2 separate regions of the Homo sapiens genome follow, and region 2 is linked to region 1. A link is a loop called in an ENCODE intact Hi-C map of the cell type or tissue named here. Cell type or tissue: K562. All regions are shown on one strand. Each heading gives the region's core, and the rest is flanking DNA. Links, peaks and the distances in the headings are about the cores only.

Region 1 (8,374 bases), core at 152-8,151:
TTTGTTCAGCTATTTGGAAGCTCTGCTAACCCAGTCCTCTTAGGTTTTTGTGGAAGCTCCGCGACATCAGCATTCCTTCCTCCAGGGTAGAGGGGGGAAGGACCCTCTGATTGCTCATAAGACCTACAGTCAGAAAGGTAGGGGGTGGTGATTAGAGCCCTACCTTGGGGCAGGTAAAAGGAGAGCAGAAGGAGATCAGAGACATTCTGTTTTCTGAGGCCTGCCCCTAAGGCCTAACATACCCACCATTAAACCAAAAAACTGTAACAAGGGATATGGGAGTTATGAACCAGGACCTGCAAACAGAAACATAATACATATTATAACACCACACTGTGAAATACAATAAAATGAGGTCTGCGTGTACTTGAATGTCAACAATGGTATTACGATGACATGCTCCAATTTCTTTGCTTTAGAGAACGTAGCCTCACCAGTCATCACCCTCCCAAGGATGCTGGTTGTAGAGTTTTATGACAAAGACATTTCTACATCCGGAGATGACAGCTTAATAGTGTGGAAAACGGTTCTGTAAGTTGCTGAGGACCTGAAATGGATACAAGTGAGGCATTACACATTTGTAGTTTTAGGCTGGGGTGGTAGTAAGTGGTTCATCTGACACCATCAGGTTTAAAAGTGTACTAGCCTGCTAGGGCTGCCCTAACAAAATACCACAGACTGGGTGGTTTTGCAGAAATTTATTTTCTCAGTGTGTTATGTATATGTATGTCGACTGCTACTCATCCATTTTAAAAAGTATGAAATAATGTATTTTGCAGCAACCTGTATGGGAATGGGACCATTATCCTAAGTGAAGTAACTCACGAACAAAAAACCAAATACTACGTGTTCTCACTTAAAAGTAGGAGCTAAGCTACACAAAGGCATACAGAGAGGTATAATGGACATTGGAGAGTCAGAAGAGTGGAAGGAGGGTGGGAGAGGGATGAAGAATGAAAAATTACCTGTCGGGGGCCAGGTGCAGTGGTTCACGTCTGTAATCCCAGCACTTTGGGAGGCCAAGGCAGGCGGATCACCTGAGGTCAGGAGTTTGAGACAGCCTGGCCAACGTGGTGAAACCCCATCTCTACCTCAAATACAAAAATTGGCTGAGCATGGTGGCGGGTGCCTGTAATCCCAGCTACTCAGGAGGCCAAGGCAGGAGAATAGCTTGAACCCGGGAGGCAGAGGTTGCAGTGAGCCGAGATGGCGCCACTGCACTCCAGCCTGGGCAAGAGAGCAAGACTCTGTCTCAAAAAAAAAAAAATTACCTGTGGGGTACAGTGTATACTATTTACATGACAGGTACACTGAAAGCCCAGACTTCACCACTGTACAATTCATCCATGTAACCAGAAACCACTTGTACCCCTAAAGCTATTGAAATAATTTTTTTAAAAAAGAAGAAGAAGAAGAAATTTATTTTCTCACAATTCTGGAGGCTAGAAGACCAAGATCAAGGTGCTAGCACAGTCGGTTTCTCCTACTGCCTCTCCTGCTGGCTTGCAGATGGCCACTTTCTCACTGTATCTTCCTCTTATAAAAATGCCAGTCCTGTTAATCCAGGCCCCACCCCTATGATTTCATTTAACATGAATTACCTCCGTAAAGGCCATGTCTTCAAATACATTCACATTGGGAGCTAGGACTTCAACCTATGAATTTTGAGTGACACAATTCAGTCCATAACAGTCACAGAATGCAGAACATGTTTACAGATACTAGTGGGCCATGCAAAATTGATGTGTGTATTTGGTTCTGTAAGAGAATAATCAGTAGGTACTGTAATAGAAAAGGTGTAATGTGGGCTCTCATAGGCTTTTTGGACCCCTGTGCCTCTGAAGGGATTCTTTTATCAAGACACCCCTGTGTGTAAAATTCAGGAAAATTTTTCAGACTTCACTTGATAAGCTTCAGACTTTCCGAGGTTCACACAGTGACACAGCCTGATGTAGGATTTCGTAAGTGATTCTGTTGCCTAAGCTGAATCCTTCCCAGCAGCCACCTAGGGCTCCAGACAAATAAGCATACATTAATCTCATCTTTGCATGAGACTCATTAAAGTTGTGTTTTGTACCACACCCAGGATAAGGAACAACAGGAACAAACCATCACAGAGTTTCCTGGAACTAGGGGAAGAGAAAGAAAGAAGGGAAGGAAGGAAAGAGATTGAGACTGGGTTTAAGTCTTGATTCTATCACTTACTAGTTTACTTGACTTTAGAGAAGTTCCTAAATTTCTCTGGACATCAAATACCTCTTTTGTAAAATGGAAATAAAGATACATGGCCTGACCAAGTTGTCATAAGGATTAAGCAGAATAACACCTAAACAGCTAGCATGGTATCGAGAACATGGTGAGCACTCAGCACATTTTAATTAGCTTTCCTCTCCTATGATAGTACCAGGTAAGAGACTGAAAGAGAAATTTGGAGAACAAAGAGAAAAGTTAAAGTTCCGCTTGTATGTAAGTGACTTAACATCAGTATACTAAAATTATAACTTGTGGCCGGACGCAGTGGCTCACGCCTGTAATCCCAGCACTTTGGGAGGCCAAGGCGAGCAGATCACCTGAGGTCAGGAGTTCGAAACCAACCTGACCAACATGGAGAAACCCCGTCTCTACTAAAAATACAAAAATTAGCCAGGCGCGGTGGTGGGCGCCTGTAATCCCAACTACTCAGGAGGCTGAGGCAGGAGAATCGCTTGAACCCGGGTGGCGGAGGTTGCAGTGAGTGTAGATCACACCAGTGCACTCCAGCCTGGGCGACAGAGCCAGACTCCATCTCAAAAAAAAAAAAAAAAATTGTAATTTGTAAACCTTAAATAACACCCTGCATCGCATGTTGTAAATTAGATACTATGCTAAGCTGTACAATAGGCATTGCATTTGAGCCAGTTGAATTAAATTATCATTACTGCCCTTATATGGTGACAGCAGTTAAGTCCAAACTCATTCGTTAGAATTGCCTGATGTGTTAATAAATATTGTTAAATGGATTAAAAGGTATCAGAAACAGTTATGTGAACTGTAATGGAATCCTCTGGTTAAAACCTTTCTGTGCCTTTCCATTGGCCATATTATTGAGTCTGAACTTTATCAACATGCATGATCTGAGCCCTGCTTACTCCATGAGCCTCAGCTTCTCCTAACCTTCTATCTCAGCTCTCACGTCTAATGCCGGGTTCCCACCACATGGGACTCTTAGGTTTCTCTTCCCTGGACTCTCACGTGCTGTGCACACTGAGACATGCTATAAATATATATATATATATATATATGTATATATAACTATATATGTAATTTTCCATTACATATGTAGTTGTATAACCTATACATTTTCAGATACTGTTTAAGTAGAGGGGAAAACAGCATAAATGTATTATTTAGTATAGATGTTATTATGTCCTACTTTATACAGTGTATCAGATCTAAATCTAAAATGAATTGAGGTCTTCCTGCCTTTAACTACTATAAGGGATTTTTTTCTTCTTCTTTTTTTTTAGAGACAAGGTCTTCCTGCGTCACCCAGGCTGAAGTGTAGTAGTGCAGTCATAGCTCACTGCAGCCTCCAAACCCTGGGGCTCAAGTGATCCTCCCACCTCAGCCTCCTGAGTGCTAGGACTGCAGGCACACACTACCACAGCCAACTAATTTTTTTTGTTGTTTTTTTATATAGAGATGGAGGTCTGGCTTTGTTGCTCAGGTTGATCTCTAACTCTTGGCTTCAAGCAGTCCTCCTGCCTCGGCCTCCCAAAGTGCTGAGACTACAGGCATGAGCCACCATGCCCAGCCAAGGATTTTTAAATGCCTGTGCAGCCACTGCCATATCATTTTGACTTGGGTTTTCAAAAGAAAAGGAAGTCAAATATAATGATTATTGTAACACAAAGAAGAGGATTCTCATGAAAAGGCTTTTCCTCTTAAATTCGTATCAAGTAAAAATAACTTATATGGATACTTTTTAAAGATAGAAGGCTTAAGTTGTTGATATAAAACATCAAAAAATATGTATGTGTGTAGAGAAATTTATCTCAAAAAAAGACATTAACAGTAAACCAAGCAATACAATCAGATTGTTCCATTGAGTTTTTCCTTTTTGTAAAACTGTAGACCTTCTGAAGAATTTTTTTTCAGATGCATCTGCTTAGCACAGAGAATGAGACATAAAGGTAGTATAAAACAATTCTAAAAAAGTAAATGGTGTGTGAGCTTTTTTTTATTTGCTTCACAAGTAATTTACTTTAAAAAATTAACATCTGCTATTTTGAAGCTAATCTTAGTGTATTGAATGCTCGTAACCATTTCTCAATCCCACAGTCTTTTATCTTGCTTCTCCTGCTGTGTTCCCACCACCCCTCATCCCATTAGCAAACCTTGAGACAGCCTCACACTTACCAAAGTACTGCTTTGGTTTCAGCTGCTCTTCTGCAAGAGGAAGTGAATGTTGGGGGTTTTCTCTGTGGTACAGTTGTGATAAAGCTGTGGTGGTCTTATCTCTCTCTTAGGTAGTGGCTCTTTATGACTACACAGCGAATCGATCAGATGAACTAACCATCCATCGCGGAGACATTATCCGAGTGTTTTTCAAAGATAATGAAGACTGGTGGTATGGCAGCATAGGAAAGGGACAGGAAGGTTATTTTCCAGCTAATCATGTGGCTAGTGAAAGTAAGTTTTATGCTCCCTTCCTGGTTTACTAGTATGGTATAACTGATAGTCCAAGATTTTATCATTTTCTAGTCTTTAATTTACTGTCTTTGTAACCTTTGCATATGTTTACCAATGGGTATTGTTTTTCATTCTCATGATGTAAAAAAATAAAAAGAGGAGGCACTAGTACATTAGAAGCTGCTCCATTCTGAGATTGGAATGTTTGTTTCATGGACTTCTTATCCTCGGGGACCCTGCCCCTCTAGCTACCAGCTTTCTTATTCAACTCATTTGACCCTGCCACCTGCCTCATGCACAGTTCTGTCAGTTCTTCTCTAGCCACAGTGCCTCCTCAGCTGACTGGCATCTTAAGAGCTTCTAGTTCCCCAACTGCATTCTTTTACTTTGTATACCTCAGTCCTATCTGGTTACCTGTGAAAACAAAACTACAATAAGTTGTTTCATTCTCAAGTAAATTTAGCCCTCATTTATGGGGGAAAAAATGAGCCAGAGCTGAAAATATGTAAGCACAAAGTTGATAAATGACAATTATTTAAAAGTTATGTGCACGTGTTGACAAAGCCTAGAACTTACCATGTGATGTGACAAGACTGTATGAACCTTTCTTGTATTTTAATTTCTACTTCGTGTTTTAATAATGGTTTTTGTTCATTAAATAATAGCTTAAAATGAAAAAAAAAAGAGCTAGGGAAGAAAATCTAAATATGAGTTTCTGAAAGCTGTAGATTCACCACTAGGCCTTGAGAGGTGAAAACAGAACGAACGCAGAGAGCCTGAAAACAAAAATAATAATAACTTAAAACTGTCATTAAAGGGGAGAAGTACAGTAGTGCTTCTTGAGAAGAATGCATTCTATCCACAATTAACTTGATAGCATGCTAGGAAAAGCACAACACTCAGGGGTCAGGAAAACTGACTTCTAACCTCAGCTCAACATCTTACACTCATACGCCCCAGTTACCTTCTGTAAAATGAAGGAATTAAATGATATTATCTGTAAGCTTTTCTTCTGTAAGCACAAAAATTCTGGTTCTGATTCAAAATGTAGTATAGGCGGGCCAGGCACTGTGGCTCACGCCTGTAATCCCAGCACTTTGGGAGGCCGAGGCAGGCAGATCACTTTAGGTCAGGAGTTCGAGACCAGCCTGGCCAACATGGCAAAACCTTGTCTCTACTAACAATACAAAAAATGAGCCAGGCGTGGTGGTGGGCACCTATAATCCCAGCTACTTGGGAGGCTGAGGCGGGAGAATCGCGTGAACCCGGGAGGCAGAGGTTGCAGTGAGCCAAGATCGTGCCACTGCACTCCAGCCCAGCAACAGAGCAAAACTCTGTCTCAAAAAAAAGAAAAAAAAGTTGTAGTATAGGCAGCCTTGAAATTGAGAACAATCTGTGTTTTGAATATTTAAGTCTTTTGTTTCTGCAAAGAAATAATTATTATAAATAATAATTGGTTTTCAGGCTAGTCCATGAAACTGTTTAACCCAAAACTACGACTAAACAAAAATATTATTGATTCTAACCTAAGTTTTCAATTTTGACAGCCAAAGAGATGAAGGAATGGAAGAATTTCCTTCGTGATTACCGGATGCTGGGCTAAGCCTAGATAAAATTATCTGTCTTTGGCACCTTCCCACGACCTTGTCTTCAGCCAGGTCCTTCCCATTGCTCCCCTCCCCAGTCTCTCAAGTGCCCTAAGTCCCATTGCAGCTCCCTTCTTCAGTTTATCTGCCACAGTCAGCAGACTCCTCCCCTAAAAAGTTCTATGTGTCTCAAAAATTGTACCACTTCTCACTCTCATAAAATTCTTAATGTCTTCTGTGTAGCTGTTTTAGTTACCTTCTTGTAAGTAGTGAATGACATATAACTTTTTTTTTCTTTCTTTCTTTTTTTTCTGAGACGGGGCCTCACTTTGTCACCCAGGCTAGAGTGCAGTGATGCAGTCACGGCTCACTAAAGCCTTGACCTCCCGGGCTCAAGCAGTCCTCCCATCTCAGCCTCCTGAGTAGCTGGAACTACAGGGGCATGCTACCATGCCCAGCTGATTTTGACACATAACTCTTAAACTCTGTTAGAGGTATATTTTTGTGTTTAGAAGAGGTTGTGTAATGGAAAAAACATAGGCCGTATGAAAGGAAGAAATTTTAGGGCAAGTTAATTCCCATGTAGGTATAAGACAGCATATAAGTTCCATAAGCTCAGCACTTCTAACTTCCAGATCATCTAAAATAGCCAAGTTCCTTCTTCTCATTGTTGGGTCTCCCACAGGGTCAACAGCTGAGGTTAAACAGGAGTAGCTTCTGTTTAAATCAAGCTTTTTAAATCAAGAGCTGCTGGCACAATGGTAGTCACTCTGGAGTATGCCTCATTTTAACGAAATATTACAATCCATTACTCTTTTCATGTACAAATGGAAATATTTTTTAAATTTTCTCCCTTGTGTATCTCTAGGCAGGGTGGGATTAAGTGCTTTAATTTGAGAATGTAGTTTACAAAAATAACCTCTTAGGCTTGCAGATCTTGAGAGGATATAGATATTTGAGCTACAGTGAATTAAAAAGCTAATGAGGCCAGATGCAGCAGCTCATACCTGTAATCCCAACACTTCAGGAGGCTGAAGAGGGAGGATCACTTGACGCCAAGAGTTTGAGACCAGCCTGGGCAATATAACAAGACTCCATCTCCACAAAAGATAAATTTTTTTTAAAAGCTAATAAAATTTGTTCTTCTTCCATGATGATCAAAGCCAGACCTCTGAAGCATATTGCAGTGATGAGTTGATGGCTACGTACAGAAATAAATTCTTTGTCTCAATGATGACCATCTTTCAACTGCCATAATTCCTTATTGTATCCCAGAATAATTTATGTTTTCTTTTGGCATCAGTCACTGCTTTAAAAAGCCTTGTATAGACCAGAACAAACAAAAAAAAAAAACTTAGAAAAATCTGCGACTGTAATGATTGAACTCTCACACTTCATTAGGGGTTATTTCCCTTTCCCTTTTATCCTTTTTTTACCTGAATTTAACAAAAAACTCAATTGCCCAGTTTTAACATTAGAGAAAAAAATGACTGTCAGTAGCATATTCTAGTCTAAAAATAGTAGGAAGAATTGTCCTTGATCTTTATCTGAAGCCAACTATGCAAAGTGAATTATCTAAGGGAGTATAAGAGCAGAATCTAAGGAAGTATACAAGCAGATACTCTAAGAGAGCCTGTCCTCTAAGAGAACAACACAATAAAAGAAGTTCGTACTCCCACTGTTACAAGGAACTTACTCTCTTTGTATCTTAAGGCACTGTAAAGAACAACATGATCAGCTTCCCCCATCACATCTAACACCCTCAAAATATGAGATAAACCCAATAATAAAATCACTCCACATACAAAGACAATTAGTATATCTCATAATCTTAGTTGTACAATTTTGATCAAGTATATCTCAGCAATTTCTTTCAGTTCAGAGATGTTCTTAACCAAAATATATTTTTGTTTTAACCCTTTAAAATTTGCACATAGCTCTTTAGATTCAATACCCTATGTAGATTCAATAGATTATATAGAATATTGGATTGTAAGAATCTTAAATTCAACACTGTATATAGATTCAATATCATATATAGTCCTAACTCCATGCTTATTGATTTCATATCGTCTTCCCAAATTATCATTTCCTTTTTTTTGAGACAGAGTCTCGCC
Region 2 (8,374 bases), core at 244-8,243, 94 kb after region 1:
AACAGGCAAAGTATCTTTCTGTGAAAGTCACACTCAGATTTTGTGTAATTTACTGAAGAACTCCAGTTAAAAGCCACAATATTTTATTTCCATCTTTTTCCTAAGAGTGGAAAAAAACCATTAAATGTGTGATACATTTTAGGGGCTTCAGACTTAAAGGAGAATTTAATTGAGGGTCTTCAGGACCTCTGATCTTTCAAAATCCTCTAGTGGTGCCATTCACACAGCATTGGCCAAATTTTGGGGGTCGTGTCTGAAATGTTTGGATAACAAAAAAGTCTTTTTAGGTTAAAAATTATTTTACTTGATTTCTTTTCTTAAGTAATATTTACAGGGTACTTTATCTTTTTTACTTTATCTCTTACAGAACATTTAAACCTTATAACTTTAAGATGTAGGTATTATCCCCCAAACCCTCCCCCACAAAACACACATGATACATGAAAAAAACTGAGGCTCAGAGAGATGAAGTCACTTCCCATAATGGAAGAGGCAGGGCATGTTCTTATTACCATCTGACACCAAAACTCATCCTTTTTCCGCATGTTAGTAAATGATCAGAGGTTTGGCATCAGATAGTATATTTCCTTTAAGGCCTTCAAAATGTTAATCATTTCTCTTCTTGCACATTTTTTTTTTTAGAGACGGAATTTCGTTCTTGTTGCCCAGGCTGGAGTGCAATGGTGCGATCTCAGCTCACTGCAACCTCTGCCTCCCTGGTTCAAGTGATTCTCCTGCTTCAGCCTCCTGAGTAGCTGGGATTACAGGCACGCGCCACCACACCTGGCTAATTTTGTGTTTTTAGTAGAGATGGGGTTTTACCATGCTGTCCAGGCTAGTCTCGAACTCCTGACCTCAGGTGATCCACCCGCCTTGGCCTCCCAAAGTGCTGGGATTACAGGCATGAGCCTTCATACCCGGTCAAACATCTGTCTTTAATTTAGAAAATACGGAGTAAAGAAATCATTAACTTATAAGTATAAGCCATTTAATTTTTTAAAAAGGTCAAGTCCAGTTGATCACACCTGTAATCCCAGCACTTTGGGAGGTGGAGGCAGGTGGATCACTTGAGACCAGGAGTTCGAGAGCAGCTTGGGCAACATGGCGAAACCCTGTCTCTACAAAAAATACAAAAATTAGCCCCATGTGGTGACGCATGCCTGCAGTCCCAGCTATTCAGGAGGCTGAGGTAGGAGGACAGCTTGAGCCTGGGAGGCAGAGGTTGCAGTGAGCCATGATAGTGCCACTATGCTCCAGCCTGGGCAACAGAGCCAGACCATGCCTCCAAAAAACACAAACACATACACACACACACACACACACACACACACACACACACAACCCCACAAAAAATCCCATAAGTTCTCTCCAGTCTTACTTGTATGCTCAGCTTTCAAATGTTTATAATGTACCACTAACGTTACTAGTGCATGGCGTTCACCCTTCCTGTCAACATTTTATTATGAATATTTTAAAAGTCCAGAAAAATCAAAAGTTTTTTCTTTTCTTTGACAGAGTCTTGCTCTGTCACCCAGTCTGGAGTGCAGTGGTGAGATCCCAGCTCACTACAACCTCCACCTCCCAGGTTCATGTGATTCTCCTGCCTCAGCCTCCGGAGTAGCTGGAACTACAGGTGCACACCACCACACCCGGCTAATTTTTATATTTTTAGCAGAGATGGGGTTTTGCCAGTGTTGGCCAGGCTGGTCTTGAACTCCTGACCTCAAGTGATCTGCCCGCCTTGGCCTCTCAAAGTGCTGGCATTACAAGCATGAGCCACTGCTCCTAGTCAAAAGATTTTTAAAGCAAACACCCATACACTTAGGCCTAGATCTACAATTGACATCTTACACTACTTGCTCTAGCATAGCATCAAATCATCTAGCCATCCCTATCCATCCACCAACCTATCTGTATTCACCTTTAATTGGATAGGTAGGTAGCCCAGGACAAAAGACTGTTAAGAATATTGCTTTGTGAGCAAAGGTTTTTCACTTCACCTTGGCACCAGGTTCTGCAGACAAAACCACCAATGATCTGTAAGTCAACTTCAAAGGAAGGACACCAATAAAAGCGCCAACTGCAATCAGTTTCAAAATGACTTACATAGTCTGAATGGTGGCATTGCCTGCCTGCTCATAGGAAGGGTTGGCAAGAATGCAACTCCTGCCTGGTGGCCCAGAGAGTGTTCCTTCATTGAAGCTCTAATTCTGAGTCATATTTTGGGTCTGTCTTTATTTTCTTTCTTTCTTTTTTTTTTTTTTAAACTCCTGGGACTTCCTTCTCTATAGTGATACAAACAAAGATAAAAGATAAGGAAAGAAAATCATGGACTAGGGGTCTGTAGAAGGGTAGAAGATTATCTCACGGCTCTGCCAAAGGGGTTAGATATCTGGGACAGAGGGTGAAATCCACTGAGTAGAGAAAACTAAAAAACACATATAGTGGTGGAGAGAAGAGGCAAGGCAACTCCAGAAGAATGATTCAGCTATTATAGAAGTTAGGAGGAAGAGCAGTCAGCATGTGCTACAGAGCTGGGGTTCTGGCAGAGTTCTGGAAGTGGGGCCCTGGAAATACTCCACAACTGTTTTCAACTAGAATAAGGCCCACATAGCCCTATAATTGATTTTATGTCCCAAGCACATGCTACTTCATGTCCCAGACTACTCTCTTAAATAATAATTGAACCAAAGGGACCCCATAATCAGTATTATAAATAGATTTGAGACTTGTGACTTAGGGAGCTCCACAAATTTCAATATATACTGGTTGTTTTTGTAGATGGGGTGGGGTGAGCTCTCTGGCTGCCTGATTATGGTTGCTGGGAGCTTCTCCAGTGAGCGTAGTCCTGCAACTCCTCCTCTCCCTGCTAAAACCACCACCATCCTGCTTGGAGATAAGAAGACGTTTAAAAAATGTTAATACCTATTAAGAGAGCACTCAGAGGAAAACAACTAGAGGAATGGGAAGAGGATGGAAGGAGGGAATTGTGGAGAAACTTACTAATTGTCTTGCAGTAGTCAGTCAGGAAAAATTCTACTCCACCAAAATCTATTATTGGTGTAGTACTTTATTCATGGATTTCCCTGTGGACAAGATTACTGGGACTTTAGCTTAAAAAAAAAACATGAGGGCCTCTGATACTAGTTTGTAAAAGAAAGAAAAAAGAAAAAAAAATCGGCTGGGCTTGGTGGCTCATGCCTGTAATCCCAGCACTTTGGGAGGGCGAGGTGGGCAGATCGCCTGAGGCCAGGAGTTCAAGACCAGCCTGGCCAGCATGGTGAAACCCCGTCTCTACTAAAAATCAAAAATTAGCCAGGTGTGGTGGCACATGCCTGTAATCCCAGCTACTCAGGAGGCTGAGGCAGGAGAATCGCTTGAACCTGAGAGGCAGAGCTTGCAGTGAGCTGAGATTGCACCACTGCATTCCAGCCTGGGTGACAGAGTGAGACTCTGTCTCAAGAAAAAAAAAAAAAATTCAAAAATTAAGCCCAGATCAAAAACAATCCTGTCATCCTATTGGTTATGAAGATAATATGAGGCTGTAACCATTTTGAGAGACAGGGGGTGCTCTTAGTGGGCCTGTAGACCTGCGTGGGCAGAGGGAACAGCAACTGAGCCATGGAAATGAAGATTAAAGGGGAAATTGTGCCATCAGAATCACCGCAGTATCCCAGCTAACCAACCTACCAGCTCAAGGCCTGAATATTGTTGCTGCTGAAACCCTTTTTGTTTCTCCCACACTTCTCTTTGTGTCCTTACAGAAAGGCCCCATTAGCTGAGACCACCTGAGTCTGAATGTGTCTTGGGTCTTTGCAATCTTAAGTAGCTCAAATAACTGGAAGTGGAGACCTCTAATTCTAAGATGGGCTAGCACTCTGGACACTGTATGTATGTGAGGGGGGCAGAGGAAAGAGCTATATAATCTTCACTCACACCTCCATAGCCTTCCTCTTGGGAATTATGAGGACTATAGATATATTAGAGGCAATCTAATTTCATAATTGATTAAATAGGCCTATGTTTATAGCCAGTGGCAATAAGAACAAAGTAGGAACCTAAATCTGACTCCTGGTGAGGCTCACTTTTTACTCTTCTTTTTATTTATCAAGCAGTGCACGTGCTTTCTCTCTCTCTCTCTCTGTCTTCCTGCCCCCACACAACTCAACAATCTTTCCAAGTGAGCATTCTCTCCCTGTTTTCCAGTTGACCTAGTGATGATAGACCTTGGCAAAATGCTATTTAAAAGAGGGATTTTCAGAAGGCTAGGAAGCCCTGGGCTCAGTGATTTCTATGGGCCACTACAGTATTCCATGCTTCCCTTTTGCAGCATTCATACCCACTCTTGAGGTCATGTATTTCTCTCTAGAGTGTATGTTCCATGAGGACAGATACTGTTTGTCTTGTTCACTGCTATATCCTAGCATCTAACACAGACGAATTGCCAGCATAGACTCCGCCAGAATTCCATTATCTGTTCAGCAAACACATACAAAGGACTTACTATGAGCTAGGCACTGGGCCCACGGAAGATGGTAATGGTACAGTGGTTTTCAAAGTGTGGGTCCTGGACCAATGGTATCAACGTCACCCGGGAATTTGTTAGAATTACAAAGGCTCGGGCCTCAACCCAGACCTACAGAATCAGAAACTGAGGGGTTGGCACCAAAAATCTGTGTTTTCACAAGCCCACCAGGTGATTGGTTGCATGCTAATGTTTGAGAACCACTATGCCGGCTTGCCCCAATTATTTATTACAATTGTCCACATTCTTTTCTCCAATTGGAAGGAGTCTATAGCACCTAGCACATGCGTATTGCCAAAAGCTCTTGGTAGTTCCATAGTTCTCAAGCCTTACTGCACTTCAGAATCACCTGGGGTGCTTTCCAAAATTACCAAGGGCTTGGTTTCTCCCCCTTGAGATTCGGCTTCACTTGGTCCTGGGTGTGACCTGGGCATTGATTTTTTTTTTTTTAAGTTCTTCAGATGATTCTAATACACAGCTAAGATTAAGAATCACTGAGGTAGCTGGAAGACTACAAAGGGAGCGGGGAATTGAAACTGAACACACTGAAGGAAGCCAAAGTATTAGGTTGAGTCACATGAAGTTGACCACATATTGTAGGTCAAATCAGTCAAATATTGCCAATTTAACCTACCAGATGTTCTCAACTCCCAAACAGAAGCAGTCATGGTGTGTAGCCAACAAAAGGACCTAGGTAATAGAAAAATCACGGCTGGGTGCGGTGGCTCACGCCTGTAATACCAGCACTTTGGGAGGCCGAGGCAGGTGGATTACCTGAGATCAGGAGTTCAAGACCAGCCTGACCAACATGGAGAAACCCCATCTCTACAAACATCCAAAATTAGCTGGGCATGGTGGAGCATGCCTGTAATCCCAGCTACTCAGGGGGCTGAGGCAGGAATCGCTTGAACCCAGGAGGTGGAGGTTGCGGTAAGCCAAGATCGCGCCATTGCACTCCAGCCTGGGCAACAAGAGCAAAACTCCATCTCAAAAAAAAAAAAAAAAAAGAAGGAAAAGAAAAATCATAAGCTCAGTTACACTGTTTAACTGAAGCAGAATCCATTATCTTCACCACTAATACTGCCATTGTGATTTTTGATTACTTTTCTTCTAGGGCTGGGGTCACAAACTTTTTTTCTGTAAAGGGCCAGATAGTAAATATTTCAGGTTTTGGAGGTCACATGGTCTCTGTTGCAACTATTTCACTCCACCATTGCAGCAGAAAACTAACCATAGATAATATGGGAAATAAAAGGGTGTGGCTGTGTTCCAATAAAACTGCATTTATTAAAACAGGAAGTGGGCCAGATTTGGCCAGGAGCTATAATTTGTCCACCTCTGTTCAACAGTATTGGTTTTTCCGTAAGAATGTTAGAAAGTAGGTGTAAGTTGTTTTAGACTTTTGCATGATGAAACGGCTGGCTTGTGATATGAACTAGCTGTAAGACATACAGAAAGCTTCCCGATGTTGCACAGCCTTTAAGTGACACAACTGAGTATTGTTGGGTTCCTTCGACTCCCATTTAAGCAGAAATTTTAAGGCTTGGGGATAGAGATGGGAGGAGACCCAAAGTGTGGAAATGCCTCCCTTCCTTTACGTGGTGTTTAGCAAATGTTATCATCAAAGGCATTACCTTCATGAGCAATACACACTTCAAACAAACCCTCTAAAATCACTGTAGTTTTGTTACCGGTAGAGGGTGTCCAGGTTCTTGGTGTCTTGGACAAAGAATTGGACAAAATGTGCAAATAAAGCAAGGAAAGAATGAAGCAACACAGGCAGAGATTTATTGAAAATGAAAGCATACTCCACAGGGTGGGAGCAGACCTGAGCAAGTGGCTCAGGAGCCCAGTTACACAATTTTCTGGGACTTAAATACCCTCTAGAGGTTTCCCATTGCTTACTTGGTGTACACCCTATGTAAATGAAGTGGTGGCCCATGATCAGTCTGATTGCTTGTGGGAGGGGATAAAATAGAGTATATACAAAGTTATACTCCTATGCAAATGAAGACTTGACCCATGACCAACCTGATTGGTTGCAGAAGGGGACCAATCAGAGGTACTTTCAATATTTCATCTGCCATGCGGAAAAAGTTGGGGGGTTGTAAAGGGAGTAGCCTCTGGTCCTTTTGATAGTTGGGCATGGCAAGTTGGGGGTTTTCCTTTTGATTTAGTTCTAGGAATTAATTGTGAATCAGCCCTAGGTTCCCTGCCTCTAGACCCTATTCTCCTGCCTCAGTTTCCCATATTTTCATGACTTCATTTACTCAGAGATAATTAGAGTTGGAGGGAATCTATGGCTGAGCTGATCCCAAATAATTTATAGCTGAGCAAGCAGAGACCCACAGAGATGAAGTGGTTGACCATAGTAACACATGTAGGGTGGAGGTGAGACCACTCACAGATGCTCAACCACATTCATACGTGGATTGTCTGAATATTTACTGAGCACTTATGTCATGTTGGGCATTGGGTTAGACACTAAAGAAAAAAGGGAGTTTCCACCCTGAAAAAGTTCAGACATGCATTAACCCATGAGCCACAGTTAAGCATGTGGCTCTGAGTGTCTGGAGACAGTGGACAAAGTTTTTGGGGAGCAGAACACCTGCTGGTTTCATTACTGATGAAAGTTAGCTGAGATCTCACCACTGCACACTCCAGCCTGGGTGACAGAGTGAGACTTTGTCTCAGAAGAAAAAAAAAAAAAAAAAGAAACCTAAGGGGTCCTTTCTGAAATTTCTGCTGGTTAATTTCCAAGCTTTTCCTTTATTTTATGGTATCATCAATTATAAGACTCTATGGGTTTAATAAGTTTACAACAAAAGAAAAATCAGACCATGTTAAAGACACAATCTGATGTCAGAAATGGTAAAAGATGAAAAAGAATATGTTAAAGAAATATGGTTATTAAAAAAGCAAATTTGAAACAAGCCTGTTTCTTAATACATCTGTGACTATCCAAGAAAATATTACTCTGCCAGTAACTTTATATATGTTATATATTGTTTATATGTAAACATATATGCTGTATATGTAATACATATTTAATTGTTTTGAATTCTGTGTTGCTTGCAGAGGAGGTGCTCAGTAAATATTTGTTGAATAAATAAATGAGTTACAGGCTCTTGACAAATAATCTCTTACCTGTTGTTCTCTTTAACTTGTATATTTATGCCCCTTATTTGCTGACTCATTGTCATTTAGTGAAATTTCATGATGGAGTGGCATTCATTCGTATTTTCAATCACCGTATTTAACCAGAATACGTGCTCCTAATGTCTTTCATTTCGGAATATTTGAAATGGGGAAGGAAATAAATTTGGGATGTTCAAAGTAAGGCCAAACTGGCGAGTACCCTAACCAATCACCACTTTCCAGAAGGCTTCAGGTCATACACTGAACACTGCGCGCCTTGACTCGGAAACTGGGCAAGGAAGGGAAGGGAGTTGTCTGTCCATTGTTAGCTATTTAGGACCATTAAAGAATAGGTGGATGGATTTGTATTCTTTAGAAAAGTGACCGAATGGAAACAAATCCTGACTCTGCCTAACATCTGCCCCCAAACACAGGCGAAGGGTGATTTGTTAACTTATAAGTTCATTTCAGAGGATGTTTTCTAGCAGGAAAACCTCACAATTATATCCTTGGTACTCCAATGTCTCTGGCCTACTAAAGCTTTCTTTCAATTTTGTCTTTGATCTGAGGTTCTCCCTGGGCTTTGTAACTATATACAGGATTAAATACTTACCCCATTTAAATAGAAATCCCAAAGCACAGAGGAGTAAAGTGATTTGAAACAAGGGTTTTTGGCATGTTGATTAGAGACTGGTTTAGAACCAAGGATTT

The links. Peaks named below come from ENCODE experiments on the same cell type or tissue, not always from the same donor. Only the 100,000 strongest peaks of a DNase experiment are listed, where the experiment ranks them.
Region 2: it touches region 1 in a loop (2.6-fold over the local background); 2 of 110 quality-filtered maps call a loop at or near these places.

The regions. Positions count from the first base shown.
Region 1 is chr6:135,319,459-135,327,832 of GRCh38, reverse strand. It overlaps AHI1 (Abelson helper integration site 1), which reads left to right. Exons shown (of 29, transcript NM_001134831.2): 25 at 4,509-4,671. It overlaps LOC124901407 (a long non-coding RNA gene), which reads right to left and starts at 4,449. Exons shown (of 2, transcript XR_007059783.1): 1 at 4,399-4,449; 2 at 1-547. RefSeq lists a silencer at 2,908-3,202, a cis regulatory region at 4,359-4,506 and an enhancer at 4,848-4,987. In K562, for the core only: no CTCF peak of the experiment used is centred there; DNase peaks (open chromatin) are centred at 2,022, 4,452 and 6,352.
Region 2 is chr6:135,225,425-135,233,798 of GRCh38, reverse strand. The region is part of intron 1 of LOC105378011 (a long non-coding RNA gene); the gene reads left to right. Among named protein-coding and RNA genes, the nearest start is that of MIR548A2, 9.5 kb to the left of the region's middle. In K562, for the core only: a CTCF peak has its summit at 3,559; DNase peaks (open chromatin) are centred at 2,488 and 2,838.